Linked DNA regions of Mus musculus: region 2 is linked to region 1. Evidence: chromatin loops called from intact Hi-C (ENCODE). Cell type or tissue: gastrocnemius. All regions are shown on one strand. Links, peaks and the distances in the headings refer to the core of each region. The heading gives the core; the rest is flanking DNA.

Region 1 (5,378 bases), core at 201-5,200:
GGATCCTGAGGACCCACAGTGATGGTCTGTGGGTCGTGCACAGGAACTGTGAACATGGCTGCCTGTTCAGTAGCAGTATGTGAGACCTGCTGAGAGGTGTAAGTTCTTCTCTGTTAGGAGTGTTGGGCTTGAGCACAGGGCCTTGTGAATGCTGGGCAAATTCTCTAAGTCTGAGCTACCGCCCCAGCCCCAGTCCTGTAACCTTCTAGTTCATTTGGAGTCCTTATGGGCATCTAGTCCACCAAATCCTGTGTATACACAACATGCGTGTCTTCACATCTCTGTGAGACTCTAAAACATCTCTGAGGAAAGAGAGGATAGGCAAGCATGAGAGCAGCGCAGGGAGGCTTCAGGGATTAGGTTTTTAGGAATTACTGTCCCTTGGTTTCTCTCTTCCATCATGCTCTTGGCTGTCCTCCCTGTCTCTCCTACCTAACAGACACCCACATGGAGTCTCTGCCACCCATGTGTCCACGTTGCCCAGCAGGACATTGCATACTAAATTGGAGGTGATTTGTGTCTGTATGGTCCAGCTCAGTGTTCACTCAAAGCTAAGGAGCACTTGAAACATGGCTGGTATGACTGAGGGTCTAGAAGCTTGACTTGATTGAATTGAATCTAAATAACTTAAGAAGTCTGATGTCCCTGGTGGCTGTTGTCTTCTACAATATCATGAAGGCAACAGAGACTCAGACAAAAGGCAACACTGTGCCTTGCTCCTGAGGGTCTCTGGTCCACAGGGGTCAGACACCCTGAGTGACAGTCAACAAGCCTGAACGTGGAGATTGGTAACTAGTAAGGAGAAAACTGGTGTTGCCATAGCATCCAAGAAGATGCTAGCACAAGAGTGCACACCTGTAAGTTTCTATCTTGTTTTCTTCTAAGATTTTATTTTGTGTGTGTGTATGAATGAGTGCCTGAGTGAGTATATGCATACTGTGTGTGTATGGGTACCTGTAAGGGCCAAAAGAGGGCATCCAATCTCCTGGAACTGTAGTTACAGGCAGTTGTGAGCCACTCCATGAGGGTGCTGGGAACTGAACTCCGGTCCCCAGAGAGAGTTATCACTGCTCTTAACTACAGAGTCATCTTCTCCATCCCCTGTTTGCTTGTTTTTAACTTGTGTATGTGTGAGTGTGGACAGGGGTGGGTGGGGGCAGTGACTATAAGCAAATGTGCACTGTGGTGTGTACCTCCTATGAAACAGGATCTTTCTAAACACTCACTACGGCATAGGCTATGCTACCCAGCCTGTGAGCTTCTCATGGACTGCCTCTGCCTCCCGACTCCTGGTAGAAGCTCCTACTCTGTGAATGTGTGCACTACCTCACCCGCTTTGGTGTAGCTTCTGGGGATCTGGAGTCAGGGCCTCATTCCTGCACAGAAAGAGTGTCACCCACTGAGCCATCTCCCCAGCCTGAAAAATTCAAACAAACAACCCTACTTATATTGTGTGCATGTGTGTGGGGGACAGAGGACAATTTCTGCGAGTCTCTTTTCTCCTTCCACCATGTGGATCCCCAGGGATGGAACTCAAGTTGCATGGCACATGGCAAATCCCAGGACAGCTACTTTCTGTACACGCTAACACACTGCAGCTTATTGGGGCTGTTACCACCAGCTACAGAGACGGCACTTCTGAGATTCATGTCTATGATGGTCTCTTCTCCCATCTTTAGCTTCCTCTTGAGGTGAGCCTGAACCCCATGCAACCTGCTTCCTGATTTACTCTTTGACCTCCCCAGCTTGGCTGGTGGATTCTTTCGCACGCCAGTTCTGGGTAACCAGTGATCAGTCATCCCCCCCCCCCTGCCCCCCCGTTAGTCCCCACCCCTGCTGAAGGCAGGTTTCATATAACTGGCTTAGCACTTGGTAAGGAACGAGGTGACAGCAAGGCCACAAGCTGATAAATAGACTGGTATTTACCCAGTGCCGGACCTCCGCACGACTGATGTCTGTGTTGTTGAGCAGTGTGTCACATGTCCCTGCTGTCATCCTGGTCTCAAGATGACTGTGAGGACGGGGCCAAGTCATTTTGCAATCTGGGTGAGCGGTCCAAGCTTCTCAGAAGACCGACGCAATAGAAATTCAAGGTACGAAATTAAAGGTGCGATCTCCCAGTCATTTTATTTAGCACCTTCTCCATTGTGTCTTCTCAGCACATCAGGTGAGAGCCTCCTCCCCTACTGCTCTCCCATATGAACACGCAAAAAAAAAAAAAAAAAAAAAAAGAAACTTCCTCTTAAGGAAGATTTCTCTTGAAAAACCATATAACCCATTGCGTTTGTGTCCCCAGCCATGCCCGCGCCACCTCTGTCTTCTTTGAAAGGCACTGGTCGGGGCCTCCAGCACCAGCTCCAGGCTAGTTCTTTTAAAGAACGCCCGTGTATACCCAGCAGTGTGCACTTTCCACAAGGTGGCTCTTGACAGGAATATGATATCTCCCCCCACCTCCCCGGTGGCAATCACCTGCTTGGTTCATTCCAAGCCCTAGTTTAGATTCCCAGCTATTTTTGGGGGGGAGTTGACAGGTCTGAATTAAAGCAATGAACTTAGTCTTCTCTTGGAATGTTATAGCTGGAAGGGGTGTGTGGGGGAATCTCTGTAGCACCTAAAATTATCTGCCCCGCATACCCCACCACTGGGAAACAGATACGCTTCCAACAAGTCCTTCTGATTCTTTAAAAATAAAATGTTAAAGTCCAGCAAAGGCAGCTCCCACCAAGGCTAGCTAACGCCGCTCACTTGCTCTGTGGGAGGGGCTTGTGCAACGCTGTATACTTGTTTTATCCCTGACTTGCCTATGGAGAGATTGCACTACTCCACTTTCACCCAGCGCTCAGAGAATAGCAACTGGCCCCACCCAGCGCACAGAGCTAGTCAATGTCGTAGTCATCCTGATTTGGGAGCTTATACTCCAAATTAGGATAGACAGAGCCCTGTCTGTCTGTTTGTCTGTCTGTTTGTTTTAATTCTCAGGCAGCAGGTTGGTGGCCAAGGGGAGAATCAGACTTCTGGCTCCACAGGACAGGAAAAGGAGAACGGAGGGAGAAAGGCTTGGGAACTGGGCGGGCATAAAGGTCTGGTTTTTCCCTTGCTTTGCCTCCTGCATTAGCTTAAAACCTAAGGCTCCACCCAGATCAAGAAGCCCAGGCAGGGAGCCTTTTCTAGCCGAACTTCAGTACAGAAGGCCAGCATCTCTAGGGAGAACACAGTTGAGAACTGCAGCAAAGGCAAGCTTGGTTTTCCTCATAGCCAGGGCCAAGTGCTTGGAGGTGGTTTCAGGGGAATGGGCTTTGTTCTGGCTCATAGTTCAGGGCTTAAAGTCCGTCTTGGAGGGAAAAGCATGGCCACGGGGGCTTGGTCACCTACAGATACACCAGCAAACTGAGGGAGGGGAATGCTGACACTTCAGGCCAAGAGGTTGTGTCATCTATGTCAAGGGAGGTCTTTTCTTTGTCAGGTGTCTCCCTATAAACAAAATACACCAAAGGTGTGTGCCTCAGAAATGCCTCAGGGAAGCTTTCCTGGTGGAGCTATAAAAAAACAAAACCAAGGTGGTTTTGTTGTTGGTTGGATGTTTTGTGGGTTTTGTTGTTTGTTTTTCGTTAGACCATGTTGGCCTCAAACTCAGAGAGCCACCTATTTCTGTCTCCCAAATGCTGATCTTCAAGCTGTACATCACCCCCACCCCCAGCAGAAACAAGCTATTTTGAATAAATAAATGGTGTTGACAGGGTTCTTTCTAGGTACTTCAAATTTTTGTCAGACCCCTAGAGACCACAAAGGTTGAGTCCAAAGTTTCACCCCCAGCCTTAGAAGCTTGGGCTTATGTCCAGTCAGTCACCATTTGGAGAGCATTCTTTCAATCATGGGCTAAATGATTGACTCATTGAGATGGCTCTTAACCTTTGGACATTGGACAGAGCTAAGGGCTGTAATAAAATACTAAATTCACCCAAAACCAAAAGATCCCTTGCTCTAACATGGCTTCCATGGTATTGAGGAGAGAATGGTAAACAAGCAGACAAGCCAATATCACAGGGGCCATGAGGAGTGCTGGACAGATGGCTCAGTGATGGACAGACAGCTCAGTGGTTAAGAACACCCACTGCTTGCCCAGAGGACCCAAGCAAGTTTGGTTCCCAGCATCCACATCAGACACTCACAGTGTCTGTGACTCCAGCCCCAGGAGCTGATGTCTCTTTCTGGCACACACATGCATGTGCACATAGCACCCCCCCCACACACACATACATGTAATTAAAAATAGAATAAAAATCTTTTTAAAAAGAAGAAAGTCAACCAGAGAAGACCTGTGTGTGTGTATGTGTGTGTGTGTGTGTGTATGTTGAGGAATATGCTAAGGAGATGATACCTGAACAGAGGCAACAGAGCCCATCTACAATGGGAAGGAATGTAAGGGAGAGAATGTTCCTGGCCCGACTGCTCCAGGTGTAGACAGGTAGACCTTCTAGAAAATGGCGTCTTTCTCATTTAACACTCTTACCTTCCCACTGTCTACAAATGCTATTATGTAGTCTCTTACCTGGACATAGATTTTATCTTTTAAATGATAACAATGAAAGTGATTATGGTGATGACAGTGTGGCTGTTGGCAGTGGGATCTGTAGGTGACAGGTACTGAGCACATACCTTGCCCCATGACATGTTCTTGTGAAAATGTTTGAGACCTCACAGTGACACCATTACTTTTTTCCTAAAGCTACACGTACACAGATTACAGTGCAAACCATATGGTCAAAACTACTCTTGGGGCTAGGGAGATGGGTCAGTGGGTAGATAGCTTACTGGACAAGTGTGGGGAGCTGAGTTTGGATCCTCAATGCCCACGTTAAAAAATCCAGCATGGCCTCTCACGTCTGTAAACCTAGCTCTAGAGAGGTGGGTTAACAGTGGATCCTAGGAGCTTCATAGCCTGACAGCCGAGCTAAACTTAAGGCTAATTCCAACTTCAGTGAGAGACTCTGCCTCAAAGAATATGCTAGACAACAATAGAGAAGATACTTGGTTGGCCTCTGTCCGTCACACATGCACACATAGGCGAGCACACCCGCACCCTTGCATGCCACACACATGCAAACACTCCCCACCCCAACATGAACACACAATGGGTTTCCAAAAGATCTAATTTTAATGTATATGTATCCCTGGATATGTATGGCGTGTGTGTAGATACCTACTGGAGCCGGAAAAAGGGATCAGATTCCCTGTAGCTGGGGTCCCAGATAGCTGTGAGCTACCCCAACATGGGTGCTGGGAGTCAAATTCCTAGAACCCTGCAGGAACAGCCAAGCACTCCTAACCACTGAGCCATCTCGCCAGCGCACATTCCTTTTCAAATGCTCTTAACCACT
Region 2 (5,378 bases), core at 174-5,173, 500 kb after region 1:
TCAGACCCACAAAGATCTATCTGCCTCCACCTCCTGAGAGCTGGGATCCAAGGTGGTATGCACCACCACATCCAGCCCTACCTTTTTTTTTTTTTATTTTTTTAATGTGTGTATTCCTGGATGTGCCAATATGCCAATATGTGTGCATGGTACATGTCATGGTCAGGGGTCAGTGTTTGCTGTCTTCTTCCATTGCTCTCCACATTATTTTTGACAGACTCTCCCACTAAACCTGGATCTTACTGATCCAGCTAGGCTGGCCGGCCAATACGTTCCCAGAGTGCTCCTGTCTCTGCCTCCTCGGGACCATGATTGGAGATGCTTGACTCCTACGTGGATGCCCGGGATAGAGCACAGGTTTCTGTGCTCAGGAGTCCAGCACTTTACCTAACTGTGCGTGCAGTCTCCGTAGCCTGCTGTCACAGGCTTCTGTTCCAGGCTTCTTAGAGGTTTTTATTGTCATTTTGTTTCCGATGACAGATGGCACCCTGGGAACTCTGAGGTGGCATCCCTCTGGTGCCCCCCCCCCCCGCCAAAATCCGCATCTCCGTGTGCTCCGTTTTCTTTTCTGTTGCTTCAGTAAAAATGCGCCCCTGAACAAAAGGCAACTGAGAGGACAAGAAGGGTTTCTTCAGCTTACATTTTTAGGTCACAGTCCACCTCAATGGGAGGAGTCAAGGCAGGAAAGTCAAATCAAAGCTGTGGTCAGAAGCAACAAGAAACAAATGCACCCACAGTGCCTGTCCGTATCTGGAGTGGGACGGAAGAGGAGCTTGGTCTCTCCACACTGAGGTGTTACAGGAAGTGACATGTTGGGTCCTCAGTGACAAGTATCAGTAAGACCTTGCAAGGCCTTGTGGGTACTGACTTTTTCACCTGTACGGAGTCAGGCAGTTGGGCAACCCTACCCATGGAGAGGTTTCCTGGGGGTGCTGCCCTATCTACTTTGATACCCCTAGAAAAACATACGGACACTAATGATGTCAATCAACCTCATTTTTTTTCAGCCTGAGGTGAACAGACTGGGACACTGCTCAGAGTAGAAATGTCACCCGTTGAGGCTACACCGTCATTCTTTTTGGCCCTGGTTCCTGTCTCCAGCTTTGAGCTGCCCAGGAAGTGTCTGTCCGGAGCACTTGGGCAGCCAGAGACTCATTCAGACTTGTTCTCGGGGGATGTGGCACCTGCTTGAGAGACCTGGGAGAGTGAGTGGATCTGATCACAGAATGTCCTGCCAAAAGCTGAGGCAGCCACACCCTTGACTCCAACTTAAGTCATCCCCTCAGGTCCAGCAGAGTTTAGGGCCAAAGACAATGACGTCATGCTGGAGACTCTCGTCACCTGCCTCTGTCACTACTGGGTTCCTTAGCAAAACTAACATGGGCCGCCTCTTCTAGAATTACGAAGGTTGCTCCAGGACGTTTAGCCGCCAAAGCCAAGACTAAAGAGACATGAGAACACAGGGCTTAAGACCACGGAGAAGGGACCAGAGAGGACCATGGTTGATTCCTGACTCTGTTCTTAGTCAGCTGAGGACTTGGAAATTTCTAAGCCTGAGAGCTGTTAATGGAATTGCATGAAATAAGAATAGCTGGCAATGTGGACGAGGGCTGTGTACCATTTCATTTGAGCAATTTTATTAGTGAAGCATTCTATACCTTCTGATTAGATTTTAAAAATTGGTAGACAGGGGCTTGGGAAAAATAGCTCATTTGATAAGTGCTTGCCATGTGAAACTAAGGACCTAGAGATGATTTATAGAACTCTCTCTCTCTCTCTCTCTCTCTCTCTCTCTCTCTCTCTCTCTCCACTCCATGCCATCACAAACAAACACCCAAGGCCATTTGGCTACTAAGAGGTGGGAGTGGTTAGCCAAGAATTTGGCTTTCAGGGATCACCAACAGATCTGACTGCTCAGGGTAACCATGGCTACATGACTGACCTTTTTTGACAGATAATTCCTTTTGGTGGGGCTGGCTATGTGCTATGGAATGTGTATCTAGATGTCAATAGCACATACCTCCACCTTGTATCAATAGCATATATCTCCAGGTATTGCCAGATGTTGGGGCTGATGGAAAGAGGGGCCTGACTCACTGCTGGGTAAGAGCGATTACAGTAGATCATGAGTAAGTGGAATACAGGCATGTGAGCATGTAGACTCTGAAAAGTGGAGTCACATTATAGGAGTTCAACAATTACAGACCTTACCCCATGTCTAAGGTAGCATGGGGTGCGCAGGTAATGGAAGGGAAGAACAGGGAGGAGAGGGGAGAGAAAGAAGCCCATTTTGAGCTTAAAAGTCCGGCTGTATTGAATGTGTTTATAGACCAGTGGCCATGATCTACTACACAATAGACGTTCCCATCTCACAGAATTCTAAATGAAAGATGCCCCCAGGAGAGGGTCACCCACACGTTCTTCTGGGAGTCTAATGCCTATCATGTTGTCAAAGTTTCCCAAGATCCAGAAGGCAGACTCTTAGTATATGGCTTTTCCAGGAGTGTGGCTAAAGTCCTGAGAGGGCAATGGGGCCTGGCCTAAATTGGATAGCCAGTCTTTAATAGTTCTGAGATTTAAATCAAAATGGTTAAGATGATTATCTGAATTCCTGGGATGGGGGTGGGGGTCACAAGGGACGTATAATGTCTTCTGATTGCCCTCCCCCAGCGTTGTGTGACAAGTGACTTCTTAAGGCCACAGCAAGCCTTCTGAGCTTTCTAGACTCACAAGCATTTTGGAGGTATCCCTATATATTTGCCAGGATGTCTTGACTATTCATGTCAACCAGAGTTTCGTGGTCATCTATGAGAGTCATTTTTGACTTTACGAGAGAAAAGGAACACAGAGGCAATGTTGAGACTAGGCAGAAGGAACACAGGCTCTGGAGCACAGCAGACATTTCTTTCCCCACTGGTGGGTAACAGATACTACACCTTGGCCAGAGCCAGAGGGTAGCTAGCAGTGCACACGTTCCAACACAGGGGATAAGAATGGAGATTTTCAGGAGAGAAACCACTGAGGTATGTAAGAGAGGCAAGAACAGGGTAGCCACACATGGACAGCTAGGAGTAGGTCAGGTCTGGCAGGTGGGATGGGGTGACAGTGTTCTGAGAACTTACGTCTCTTCAGAAGCCAAACTGATCCAGTGGGGGAGAAAAAAAAATAATGACTATGAGCCTCCTGGTGTTCCTATGTCCAGGGAGACAACATCCACTTGGGGAGCAAGAACTTCTTGGGGGACCTTTTAGTTCTGTGTTTTGAGACAGAATTTCCCTCTGTAGCCCAGGCTCATCTAGGCACCTTAGGCTGGCCTCAGAATGCAGCAATTCTCTGGTTTCAGAATCTCTGATGTAGGGACTATAGGTGTGCTCCACCAAGCTCAGCTCTTAGTTAGTTAGCTAGTTAGTTAGCTTGCACCTTGCCACCCTAACAGGGCTTCTACTTCATGCCTGTGCTCAGAGCCTTAGGGAAAAAAATGAGTCTAACTCAAATGTAAGAGGAGAGAGTTTGGCGCTTCTAATACATGAGTACGTGTGCAAATACCAGGGGAACACACAAAATCAAATTTGGCAGCTAGGAATGTAAAGCGGCAGTGTCCGACTGAGAGCAGAGGATGTGAGAGACAGAACCCAAGAGCTGACAAGGCATAGGGGAAGAAGAGAGCTGTTTGGGAAACAGTCAGAAGTTATTTCCTAACATGTTAAAACCAAAATTGGCTGGAAAAGAAAAGATTTCTCCCTTCTTGATAAGATTAGGCCTCTCCCCTTCACCACTCAAGTGATGCCTCGCTCTGGGGGACAGTTAATCCTAAGTCTGTTTTCTGGAGGGGTCCTTCCTCAAACTCCCACATGCTTCAGCCGAGCTTGGCCTCGACTCCCCGATATTTCACAATGTTCTCTCCTGGAAAATGCATTCCACGTTCCTAAAATAGAATTGGATCTCTAACCGGGAGCGGTAGAAGCCAGGGTGGGAAGTGAGTTTACAGGCACCAAACAGGAATGGTTGTCCAGTGAGGGCATAGCTCAGGATGGAGTCTGGTTCCCCCAGAGATAGAGCAGGAAGGAAAAACGACACCAAGATGATGTGTTGTTTACCTTCGTCCTCCCAGTTCCTTGGCTCACTAGAAGACTCCAACTTATAATCAAATCTTATGCTAGTAGTGGAACCTCACACAGCCCCAGGAGGGTCCTTCATGGTTAGAGAGAGGTGGGGCCAGGGTTCTTCCATGGCTTAGAATTCTGAAACTGAGGGAAGGATGTCCGGGCTTGGGTGCAGAACCTGGGATCTGGCATTGGAGAAAATGCATTTGCTTCCCAGGTCTTTACTGTCTGACATCCCCCAGTCTCATCTCCTCTCTCAAGGAATCTGTCCTGTCCCCCTGTTTCTCGTGAGTGAACGGGGGGAATCATGGGGCAGATGACTTCTTAAGCTAAAGTCAAGCCTCTTCTAGAAGTGCCTGGAGATGGAAGTCCAACGCGAACGGGAAGTTCCCTTGTGAAGGCCATGACGCAGCGACAGCTAGACCACTGCCTGCCACACCAGTCTCACCAGCAACATGGCTGCGTGGAGCAAGGGGTTTGGCTGCCATAACGGCCCTTAAGCCTTGAGCTTTCAGTCACACTCATACCATCCCCCAAAGTAGAGGAGGTTTTCTTTGAATGAAACATACACAATTCCCAAATAAAAATACAGAACCTGGAAAGATCGTTTCTTGATGTTTGCCATAACTAGGGCTTCTAGAATTTTCTATGTCCCTCTCCTTCCTCTTCTCTTTAGAGTCAGTCACTCACGTGTTCACAAGTGCATTCACACATATGCATCCCCAAATGCATCCCATTCTGACACAAGCACATCTCCTCCTGCCTCAACATCCTCCATGATGAAACCTCCTGTTTCTGTATCCTGGACCTACCTCCCTGCTCATCTCCACCTGATGCAAACTTCTCGTGACCTGTCTCCTCCTCTTGCTTCTTGGGCTAGTTACTCAACTATTAATTACTGAGACTCCCCTCCCTGTCCCCATCCAGATTCAGAACGGGACATTAGCGGTGGATTAATACAACTTTTGGGGCAGAAAAGATGGCTCAGTGGTTAAGGTTATTGGCTTCTCTATAGAAGACTGGGATTCAAGTCTTGGCACCTACATGGTGCCTCACAACTGTCTATGAGTCCAGTTGTCTTTTCTCCATGAGGAAGAAATTATAAAAGCAGTGGGTCCAACATTCTCTTCTGGTTTCCATGAGTGACTGGCATTCATGTGTTACTCAGGCATAATCTCTCTCTCTCCCTCTCCCTCTCCCTCTCTCCCTCTCTCTCTCTCTCTCTCTCTCTCTCTCTCTCTCAGACACACACACACACACACACACACACACACA

What was found. Peaks named below come from ENCODE experiments on the same cell type or tissue, not always from the same donor. Only the 100,000 strongest peaks of a DNase experiment are listed, where the experiment ranks them.
Region 2: a loop joins it to region 1, with 4 times the contacts of the local background. A loop is called at or near these places in 2 of 42 quality-filtered maps.

Annotation. Positions count from the first base shown.
Region 1 is chr8:114,975,973-114,981,350 of GRCm38, forward strand. All of the region lies in intron 8 of Wwox (WW domain-containing oxidoreductase), which reads left to right. Among named protein-coding and RNA genes, the nearest start is that of Gm39257, 17 kb to the left of the region's middle. In gastrocnemius, for the core only: a CTCF peak has its summit at 2,384 (motif pointing right); no DNase peak of the experiment used is centred there; H3K4me3 peaks cover 1,928 bases; H3K27ac peaks cover 3,398 bases.
Region 2 is chr8:115,475,008-115,480,385 of GRCm38, forward strand. No RefSeq gene overlaps it. Among named protein-coding and RNA genes, the nearest start is that of Gm39256, 170 kb to the right of the region's middle. In gastrocnemius, for the core only: a CTCF peak has its summit at 2,940; no DNase peak of the experiment used is centred there; H3K27ac peaks cover 5,000 bases.